Linked DNA regions of Mus musculus: region 1 is linked to region 2. A link is a loop called in an ENCODE intact Hi-C map of the cell type or tissue named here. Cell type or tissue: left cerebral cortex. All regions are shown on one strand. Each heading gives the region's core, and the rest is flanking DNA. Links, peaks and the distances in the headings are about the cores only. Region 1 has its middle 9.6 kb from the start of Sec61g. Region 2 overlaps Vstm2a (V-set and transmembrane domain containing 2A).

Evidence for each region. Hi-C counts contacts between places; a loop is a spot of excess contacts. Peaks named below come from ENCODE experiments on the same cell type or tissue, not always from the same donor. Only the 100,000 strongest peaks of a DNase experiment are listed, where the experiment ranks them.
Region 1: it touches region 2 in a loop (4-fold over the local background); 1 of 42 quality-filtered maps calls a loop at or near these places.

What each region holds. Positions count from the first base shown.
Region 1 is chr11:16,496,179-16,501,564 of GRCm38, forward strand. No RefSeq gene overlaps it. Among named protein-coding and RNA genes, the nearest start is that of Sec61g, 9.6 kb to the right of the region's middle. In left cerebral cortex, for the core only: no CTCF peak of the experiment used is centred there; a DNase peak (open chromatin) is centred at 3,098.
Region 2 is chr11:16,258,722-16,264,107 of GRCm38, forward strand. It overlaps Vstm2a (V-set and transmembrane domain containing 2A), which reads left to right. Exons shown (of 5, transcript NM_001290539.2): 2 at 1,134-1,300; 3 at 2,717-2,767; 4 at 4,193-4,529. Among named protein-coding and RNA genes, the nearest start is that of Vstm2a, 3.7 kb to the left of the region's middle. In left cerebral cortex, for the core only: a CTCF peak has its summit at 2,718; DNase peaks (open chromatin) are centred at 244, 547, 703, 1,259 and 3 more places; H3K4me3 peaks cover 3,433 bases; H3K27ac peaks cover 2,107 bases.

The DNA of each region.
Region 1 (5,386 bases), core at 260-5,259, 240 kb after region 2:
GGTTTTAGAGTAAGAGACATATAAGGATTAATTTTTCAAGTATTTGGATTTGATTATCCAATTTAACAAGACTGACAGTTAATGAAGCCTCTCTTAATTACTGAATCCAAAGTAGCTTTTGCCCAGGAACATGAAAAATACTGAAAGCCCATGGTGGCAATTATTTTACCACCTTAAGACAAATTCATCTGATCATCCTGACTGATCAGTTGAACAAGGCAACAGATTTGGTGACTGTACATAAAATTTGTAGAAAAGAATGAAGCTGCTGGATGGGTGCTCATCTTCAGATATACAGACAGAGAAAAAGAACGAGCTCCATGATAAAACTAATTATACCCTAGCATCTCAAAATACAGTCAAAGACAGCAATGAACTCAGTGAGAAAAGTGACTGACTCTAGGTGCACTGAAATGGCCTGAAAGTTTCTAATTGTGCCCTGGGAGAAAATTTTCTCAGAGCTCAAGTTGTGGAAAATCAAACCAAAGACCTCACATGAAATTGACTGAATTACTACAAAATTCCAAGTCCCAGTCTCAGTTGTTAAAGTGAGGGCATTAATTAGTAAAGGAGATCCTATAACTTGGGATGGAAAGGTATGGACGAATTCTACTGAATCTGAGAACTTTAAATCCTCAGGAACAAAACAACACATTTACTAAGTGATGAAGGGATGATTAAAGAAATTGGCAAAACATGTTTTAAATTGGCAAACACTTAATCTAAAGAAAAGACCTAAGTTAATAAAATTAGACACAGAGCAGCTCTTAATGAAACTCAGATCATTAGGGCATACTTTATATCTGTGTTTCAATACACTGAAACCTTTTTTATAAATAAATTCCAGTTTGACTTACAAAGAATAATCCAAAAGGATACTAGCAACTTAACCAATCTGCTAACTTCACACATAATGACACTGGATGGTAGTAAAGTCTAATTCAAGGAGCTCCAGCTCAGAGATGCATTGATGAACGCTACCAGACATTAATGATGACAAAGCACTAATGTCCCCAAAGGTACAAAACTTCTCAATTAAATACTAGCAAGCTGAATAAAGAATCACATTATCAAATGTTAATTCAGAATGATTAAGTTGGCTACAGTACAGAGACAAGACTGTTTGCATGGCTAGGCATGATTGCTCACACCTTTAATTCCAGCGGCAGATGGATCTATTTCAGTTCTAGTCCAGCCTGGTCTATAGTGAGTTTCAGGATATCTCAGGCATCGTTCTATTGCTGTGAAGAAACAGCATGACCAAGGCAACTCTTACAAGAGAAAGTATTTAATTGTAGACTGACTTACAGTTTTAGAGGTTAGCCCATTATCATCGTGGTGGGAAACAGGCAACATAAAGGCAAACATGGTGCTGGACAAATAGCTGAGTTTTACATCCTGATCTATGCTGGGCCTGATGTAACTTTTTGAAACCTCCAAGCCCATTCCCAGTGACACACTTCATCCAACAAAGCCAATTCTTCCAATCCTTAAATAGTGCCATTCCCTGGTGATTATGCATACAAATATATGAGCCCATAGGGGCCATTCTTATTCAAACCACCACAGTAAGAGAGCTTATCTCAAAAACAATGTTTGTTACATGTTCATAAATTCATAAATCTAATATATCACATTAACAGGCTGACTCAAGGATAGAATGCACAGAATCCTATCAATAGATGAAAGAAAAAAAAAAAACGCCTAAGATACCTACACAAGAAACATTATCTCAATATAACCTAGGGTATATATGACAAGCCTAAGCCAACATTTTTCTAAATCGGGGGAAGAATATTTCTTATAAAATGGAGCAAAAGAAGGGCACTACTCAACTTGAACTAAGTCGTTGAAGCCTTAACCAGAGCAGAAAAAAAACGAGAGAGAAATTAAGTGATAAAAACAGAAAGGGGAGATGTCAAGTTATACCCTATTAAATAGAAAAGATCTTATAGATTCTTCAAGAAAACTCTTCTAGCCAAAAACAATTTCAGCAAAGGAGCAATAAGCAAAATTCACACACACACACACACTTGAAAGAGCATGATCCACATAGGTTATGTTAAACTCCGTCCTCAGTTGGTAGACCTGTTTGAGAAGAATTAGGAATTTGAAAAGTAATGAATGTTTCGGTAAATTACCAACCCAAATATGCCCTGGCAATGAAAACACGACTCAGTTAATATGATTACATGCCGTGCCCCTAGATTGGGCAGATCTACATCTACACTACCATCTTCCACATCTCTGAGACTCATTAGAACTTGAGGTTTCTCCAGGCCATGTGCTCAGCTTTTCTTCCTCCTCCTCCTCCTCCTCTAAGTCCTCTCCCTCTTCCATTTTCTCCTTCTCCATCTCCACCTTCCACTCCACCTTCCCTTTATCTGCCCAATCATCAGCTCTCCTTTATTTTACAAATTAAGGTGGGAAGCAGGTTTAAAGGAAATCACCTGAGTGCTGACTCATTCCGTTTTAGAAGCCCCTCACAGGAGAATGGAATTAACATCAAATATAATTAGCCCCAGGGCTATCCACAACAAAAGAGATTTCTTTGGTGAAGAATATAAACCTTATTTTGAATCTGCCTTGTGATTATTAGCAGTCTCTCTTTTGCAGGTCTATCTTTGGTGAAAAAGAGCAAATGGTACAAAACAAAAAACCAACCAGCAGCCCCCCCCCCCCAAAAAAAAAAGTTTGAGGAGAAAAGGAACAAAGGGAAATTTAATGATGGAGCCAGGGCTCTTGCTGAATGAGTAAAGGGGGAGCTGAGTCAGCAATAGGATAAAGGAGTAGGGAGTGTACCCTTAGAGGAAGCTTCCACCCAGCTAAGCCTCCAATTTGTGAATGAAAAAAGCTTAAGAATTTTCCCTTTCACCCCCTCCCCCCCACCCCCCCCACCCTCCCACCCCACCCCCACTCCTGCCCCAAAGCCCCAAAGCCAAACAACAACAAATAAAAGCTGCTGCAAATGTGATTCAGTGGGGCCAGGCTTCCATCCAAGCAGAAGACAAAACCTGGGAGGGTTGCCCACATGGTTCTTGCTTCAGAGACATGAAGGATAAATAAAGGAGTTGGGATAGTCTTACTTCATGTTTAAGGAAAGCTGTGAAAACAACCAATGTGCGGCAAGCCAGTCCCTGCAAGGAGGTCCTGAACTGACAAGTGCTTAGAGACCACTCAAAGCCCAATAGGACTATTTATTGCCAGATACTGTAATAGGCCTGAAGTATCACCTTTCATGGTGTATGTATGGCAACTCTTGGTTGTCAACTTGACTATATTTGGAATTAACAAAAACACTAAAGTGGGGCACAACTGTGGGAGGTTTTTGCTTTGACTTGAAGTGGGAAGATCTACTTCTATACCCACATCTTTGGTGCAGAAAGACATCTTTAATCCCAGTCTTTTGAGCTAAGAAAATGGACCTTTAATCTGGGCCACACCTTCTGATTGGAAGAAGGAAGTTTTTGCTCTACTTGCTTTTGCCTCACTGGCAGCTCCAGCCCTTCATTGGCATCAGAGCCGGCTTCTCCAGAATTTCACCAGATATTGCAGGTGAGCTAAGAATCAGCCTTGAGGACTGAACTACCAGATCCTTGGACCTTCCCTCCATTGTTGGATTAGCTGGACTACATACAGTGTGTAAATCATTCTAATAACCCTCCTTGGATGGATGGACAGATAGATTCATTGATTCATTCCTTCTATAAGTGCTGTTACTCTAGAGAACCCTAATTAATAGTTATAAGGAATGTCTAAACTTCAATTTCATTCCATTATGTTTGTTAGGTGGCTTCTATGTGCAGACACCAACTCTAAACATTTGGGATAAAGTGGTAAATGAGTCAAAATGCCTATCTTCTACCTTTTTGCAGACAGCAAAAATAAAATATTTAGGCAAGATGGTAGAAAACACATCAAAATAAGTAAATAAGTAGAAAACCAATAGAGATTAAACCAGTTTACCAAGTCTTCTTATGAAGATTATTATTAGATTATTATAAGAGTTCTTGTTGAACTCTGAATTTACATGTTGTGTAGAAAATACTTAGGTTACTCCTGTATTTGTGTCAGAAATCAGTCATATCAAGCTCATCAATATGACACATTTCTCCTTTAACAACAAAAAATTAAAGCTCACTCAACTCTATCCTCCAACAAAATATATTGATGTTCTGAACATGTATAAATCCTCCAGTAGGTGTTTACACGTTTGTAAATATATACAGATATACTGGTAAATATATATTTGTATCCATACATTTTTAACCTCTAAGGAATTATATGAAACGTGTAGTTTTATAGTATCCTCAAGGTAGGGATAGCCAATGATTTGCTGCATCTTCAATTCCAAGGACGACGCTTCATTCACGATTCAAACACTGGAAACATTTCAAAATCATACTATCAGTTATAATCACAATGACTTAAAAAAAAAATGAAGGATCCAAAAAGAGAAAATCGGATTATTTCCTATACTTGGATGTATCCCCAGTGCGACAGAGTTGAGTGGTAGGCCCAGACAATTACTAAGCAGCTTGCAGCTGCTAGCTGTCCATTTCCTGCTCTCTCAGGCACAATCAAAGTATGAGTTGGCAACAAGTCCTTTGCAGGATGCTGGAACCTGAACACTGTTCCCAATGTTCAGAACTCTTAAGTTTTTAGTAAGTTCATCAATACGTGCCATAACACTAGCAATACAAAACACAGACTTAAAGTTCTGTCACCATGTGTGCTGATGAGTAGACAAAAAACAAATTCAGAATCAATAAACTCAGAACGGTGATATTCACGGAGGTGTGACTGGTTAGCACTTTGTGGGGAAAGACGTTCACTTCCAGACTTTAACCAGATTTTCAGAAAGCTGCTTCAAATATCACCTCAACTGCTGCATTATCTGTCTACAATTTAAGTGCAATGTGGACAAAATCACTATCCTACCTCAAAAGTAATGGTTTCACGATCTTTCCCATCATTTACCCACTGTTTCTACTACAGCAGAACATCTCAGAAAATGCTACCTATGATTTTAATGTGTTGTTCTAACGTTCCAGGGATATTTAATCTCCAGCTATGAGAGCGGGTATTTGGGTGATTGGGTCACACAGGGTCCTCCTTACCTGAGGGATTATGGCCACTATTAAAGCCTCTTCGTACATCTCCTTGTCCTTTAGCATCCTAGGCCACTCTTTGAAGCCCTGAGACCATGTTCCCAGCATCCCCTGAACCTGCTGGCACTGCTACACTTGGCTTTCATGGCTCTCAGGATGTGAAAAGGGAATCCTCTCCCTACAAACTACTCAGCTTCGAGTTATAGCTGTCCAAACAGTCTAAGGCAGAAAAGCATCTGAATTTACAATGTTTCAGCAATTGTTGTAATTTTTTC
Region 2 (5,386 bases), core at 211-5,210:
ATAGTGTCCATTTCTATAAAACATAAAATGTTCACTTTAATTATTGCTCAATTTGGGGTTTCATAAAACAGTGAAAAGAGACACCCAGATTCACTATCTTTAAGAAAAGAGGAGAAAGTGGCTGTAATCATTCCTGCCAGCCTTTCAGTCACCCTCCTTTCATATGTGTGCCTGTGCTTGTCCTCTTCTCTCCCCCACAAATAAAAGGCTCCTTCTAGACAGACATCAGGTCTTTGCAAAGTACCCCTTGGATAAGCTAAGAACAATCGCCTTCTTAACAAAAAAACAAAAATTCCATGTTCGAGGATCCCTCTAGGGAGGGAGGGGATTTTATTTTTGTGACTTTCACATGGATCTATTAATCTTACAAGCTGGCAGTGTCAAGGTTAGTTGCAAAGGGGCTAGACGGAGTCTCTGTGGTATCTTTCAAATAATCTTTGATCTGATCTAAACATGCGATGTATGATTTTTATATCTCCTTACATATTGCAATTTACAATGGCTTGAAGGGAACAAATGTGAAGGTTAACTTGTGGAGATGAAACATATGCCTCTTAGATAGTGTGCAACTTGTTTCACTACTGTGGGCTCCAGAACAAAATTGCTAACCACTGTTTTGAGAGATTAAGAATGGGCATTTTGACATATACTTATGACCCACTTCTAACAGGAAACATCCCAGTTAGTCATAGATTGTTGAGAAACTTAAGAATCTAGAGGCTTCCTCATAGATCATTTTTGACAGATGGTCTAAATTGCACCTCCCTGGGTCTCTCAGTAAGTTTTAGGGAATGCTGCAATCTGACAAAAGATGTTTGATTCTAACTCTAGGCATCTTGGCTAGCAACAAGAGCTATTGGCAAGCTCATTAACCTTTCCATTATCTGGACTTGATCAACAACAAAGTGATTTAGGCACTACACCAAGAGCAAGACATGCAGAGGCAGAACAGTGGGGATGGGGAGGCCCACAGGGGTGTGCTAAGGGCTTGTTGTTGCTGTTTTTCTTTTCTTTTTTCAAGGCCCACGAAAAAGAAAGGCCAAGCAAACAAAAACTTGTGTTGAGTTCTCCAGGAAAGAGACATTGGCAAAGCTGGTGTAGATACACCAAAACGGTGCATTTTTGTCTTGCAGCAAAATTTACCGAGTTGCCGAGAAATGTGACTGCTACCGAAGGGCAAAATGTGGAGATGTCCTGTGCTTTCCAAAGCGGCTCTGCTTCAGTGTACCTGGAGATCCAGTGGTGGTTCCTTCGGGGGCCAGAGGACCTGGAGCAAGGCACGGAGGCTGCAGGCTCGCAGGTAGCCATAGCTCAAAGCCCACAGAGCCCCCGCATGTCACTTTGTTAGTTCTGTGCAGGTCTATCTAATCATTAGCCAGGGACCAAGGCACTGCCCATGGGGCTTCCTTGCGCTGGGAGAGTGAGCAAGGTTGAATTTGTCCTAGTGACAGTAAGTGAAAAACACCTAGGAAGTCGCAGGATCTGAGGGAGACTTTCCCAATTTAGACTGGAATTAAACAGCTCTTAGTAACGGGTATTATGGAGCTATCCAAACAGGCAGTGTGTCTCTGATACAGCTCAGGACATTCTCCCACCCTCCACCAGCCTTCTGTTTTCCCAGCATCAAGAGGGATGTTCCTCCTCTCCTTTCTATTCTCTTCTAGTCTGTCTGTCTGTCTGTCTGTCTGTCTGTCTCTTTCTCTCTCTCTCTCTCTCTCTCTCTCTCTCTCTCTCTCTCTCTCTCTGAAGGAGTGAGAGAGGCGGGCAGGAGGGAGGGAGGGAAGGAAGGCGGAGGTGGGGAGGGGGAGGAGAAAGAGGAGGGGAGGTAGCAATGGGGTAGACATCAGAAAATAAAGGAGAGGCCCTGGACTTGAGAGGAAAGTAGAGCAGGAGATGAGTAAAGGAGGGAGAATGGAAGAAGAGGAGGAAGGAAAATCTAAAGAGAAGCTAGAAGAGTCGTGGTAAGAGCGGGAACCCGGAGGCCCACGAAGCAAAAGGGACTCGGACCTGAGACCTAGAGGATGAGAAAGTCTGTAGAAGAGAGCTGCGGACTGGTCAGCAGCGAGAGCAGAGATATGGAAATTCTTCCGGAAAACTTCTATCCTCACTCTTGTCCTCGCCTGGGTTCTCCGAACCCGCAGGCCAGGCAGACTGAACTGCGAGGCACAAGACCTGGCAGCGCTTTAACGCTAGCACCGGGCCATCCAAGGGGAGCACAGCCTTCAGGGATGCGGGGCACCACAGGGACTCTCCAGAGTGTCTCTAAGATAGAGGAAGCCGCCAGAACCTCGGTTACCCTTAGTGACCGGGAACCGGCGACCATGGGAATGCTTGGGGACGACAGGAACTCTCCAGGGTGTCACTAGGACAGAGGGGACCACGGAGACCTTAGGAATTCTTGGGGAGAGCCGAGGACTTAGTGATGCCCAAGGAAGACATGGAGACCCCGGGAACTGCTTGGGAATCTGGCGCGGGGACGGGGAAATTCAGGGATTGTTCCAGGGAGGGACAAGGGAGGCAATCCAGCCCCTAGCCTGGCCTCGGGACTGAGTGCGGTTGGGACCTGGGTCGTTCTTCCGTCTCTTAAATTGCTTGGTTTGAAGCGTTTCAAGAAGGGAAGACGGGATCTCTACTAGCAGTTGGGGCGCTGCAGTATCGCGGCGCCTGGGACTGAAGAACTCGGGCGAGGTTGAGCATTTGCACCCTTGTCCTACAGGTGGAGCTCTTACCCGACAGAGACCCGGACAACGATGGGACCAAGATTAGTGTGAGTGTCACAGGGACCAGCGACAGGGGGCACATCCTTTAGTAAACTACCAAGCAGATCCAAGATGGATATTAGTAGAAACGGTTTTAGATGTAAAACCGTTTAATTCATTGAGCTTGAAGAGGTAACTTTACAAAATCAGAATGAGAGACAGTTCTCTCTTTATACCTCATTAAATCCCTAAAAAATGAGTCAAATTTAGAGTCCATAAATAAAATTGCATGTTTTAACCATGTAAATAATTACAAATTTGCCATAGTGTTATTTTGTTAGCAAGTAGGATTATTGCACTGTTTTTTAGTAATCTTTTTCACACTCACCTAACAATGAAGGCCTGCAATACTTCAACATTAATAATTTTAATAATTCAAAGTAATAGAATTATACCTACTCTCAATATAAAATAAAAATCTCAAGAAAACAAAAATGAAACCATCCGTTAGGACTTTGAAATGTAATGAAGTAGTGTAACTCAATTTGGATATTATTCATAATTCATGTAAAGTATTTCTAAATATTGTATTCAAATAAATCACAAAAATATAAAACCAAAGTAAATATACACCTGTTTTTAGCCCAAACTGGCCTGCTGATAATATAAAGATGTGGATTATTTGTAATAATTACAATAGCCATGGCTAGAATATCCTCCATCATCCTTCATTTCTATTTTTATAAAAATCCATCATATTCTTAAACCTGGCATATGTAATCTTTGAGTCTGTCAGTCATGGGTTGACATATAATATATATCAAATTTAACTGCATATATGTATATATAGAATACACAGTATATATTTAATATTACATTTTAGACATATGATCTTATTATTAATCTGGATAAGATTATTGGAGTAAGTGGGGCTGACCTCAGTTTTGAAAATCAAATCAATGTTCCATTAACAGCATCACAAGTTTATATAATGACTGGAGCATATTACTGAGCCTTATTCTGTAGCCTGAGTCCTGCTAGTAGGACTCAGTAGTAGTCTGTTAGTAGGCAATTTGGAAAAAAAAATTACTCTCTAAGTCTATAAGTAGTGTTTTCAGTAAAGTGCACCCTCTTTTATTAAACTATTATAGCCAACACTCCCACTACCCCTTGCCCCATATTTGAGGGAGTTGTCATATAGCTGTAAAGAAGAAAAATCTATGCAGTGTTTCATCCAGCAGAGCCAACCAGGCAGAGATCAGTCTCCTGTTATGACAGTCTGGGAAACGAGGACAGTAGAGTCACTCTGGCACTGCTAAAATTGCACTTATGACCTCTCAAGTAGGCTTGCTCATAGACCAGGATAAATAATGACCTTCAGGTTTGTTCTACGAAGCCAATAAGATGCTTAAGTTTCCCAACATTAGTAAATTTAAAGGGTGGGAATAAAACCCTTTGATGTGAAACTTTGTTTTTCACCTGCAATTTTTCAGACAGTGAAAGTCCAAGGCAATGATATCTCCCACAAGCTTCAGATATCCAAAGTGAGAAAAAAGGATGAAGGTTTATACGAGTGCAGGGTGACTGACGCTAACTACGGGGAGCTTCAGGAACACAAGGCCCAGGCCTATCTGAAAGTCAATGCCAACAGCCATGCTCGGAGGATGCAGGCCTTTGAAGCCTCACCTATGTGGCTGCAAGACACGAAGCCTCGAAAGAACGCATCATCGGTGGTTCCCAGCAGCGTCCACAACTCTGCCAACCAACGAATGCACTCCACCTCCAGCCCTCAAGCGGTAGCCAAAATCCCCAAGCAAAGTCCACAATCAGGTATGAAAACGCATTTTGAGCCTTTCATTTTATCACTCACAACCCTGCTACCCAAAGCTCGGTTCAGTAGCATAGAGAGATTATTATTAAATGGCTTTTCAAATAGGAGACTGAGTTCGATTGAAATAAGGAGACATGAGCCATTCAGAGCAGGAGGCTGGACGTTCAGGATGAGTTTGCTCCATTAATCCCTGGCACTGTTTCATATCCAGGGATCTGAGAGCTGCACCCTTTTGTTCTCCCCCTTCTTTCTGTATTTACACACTATAAGAACAATAAATCATGTAATGTTGGCTCCATTATAAATGCATGTTCATTTTCTCTACAGATTTATGTATCAATAATGACCCAAATTAAGAGGCTTTCACTTAATCAAAATGGAAATGAAAAAGACTCACCATAATCATCCATATATTTAGTGACCTCTGGCTTTAAGCAGAGCTATTCTCCAAGGGCTTTTGATTTTGAAGGAGAAACTTCAGCTGCCTGAGATGAAATTGATGGTGATAATGGCAGGAAGTAGGGGGGGGGGTGGGCAAGGAAACAGTGCAGAGATAAGGCAGCTCCTACAAATGTGCCTTGGATGCCAATTTGGAAACTTAGTCACACATCTCTCGAGTCAGCTGTGCAAGTTAAAGTAATTCTGAACAGCATTAACTTATGCAATTGTTCCACCAATGGAAACTCACTCTACTTCTAACCTTGATGTGGGATAAAGGCTGGCTGTGTTGAGCAGGCTTGTACAAGACCCCCAGCTGTCCTATTTTCTCAAACGCTTTGCCTAACACAGGATAAGGGGAGCATCATACCTGATATACATGGAATCACTTGTTGTGATGAGTTATTGCTTCTTTCTT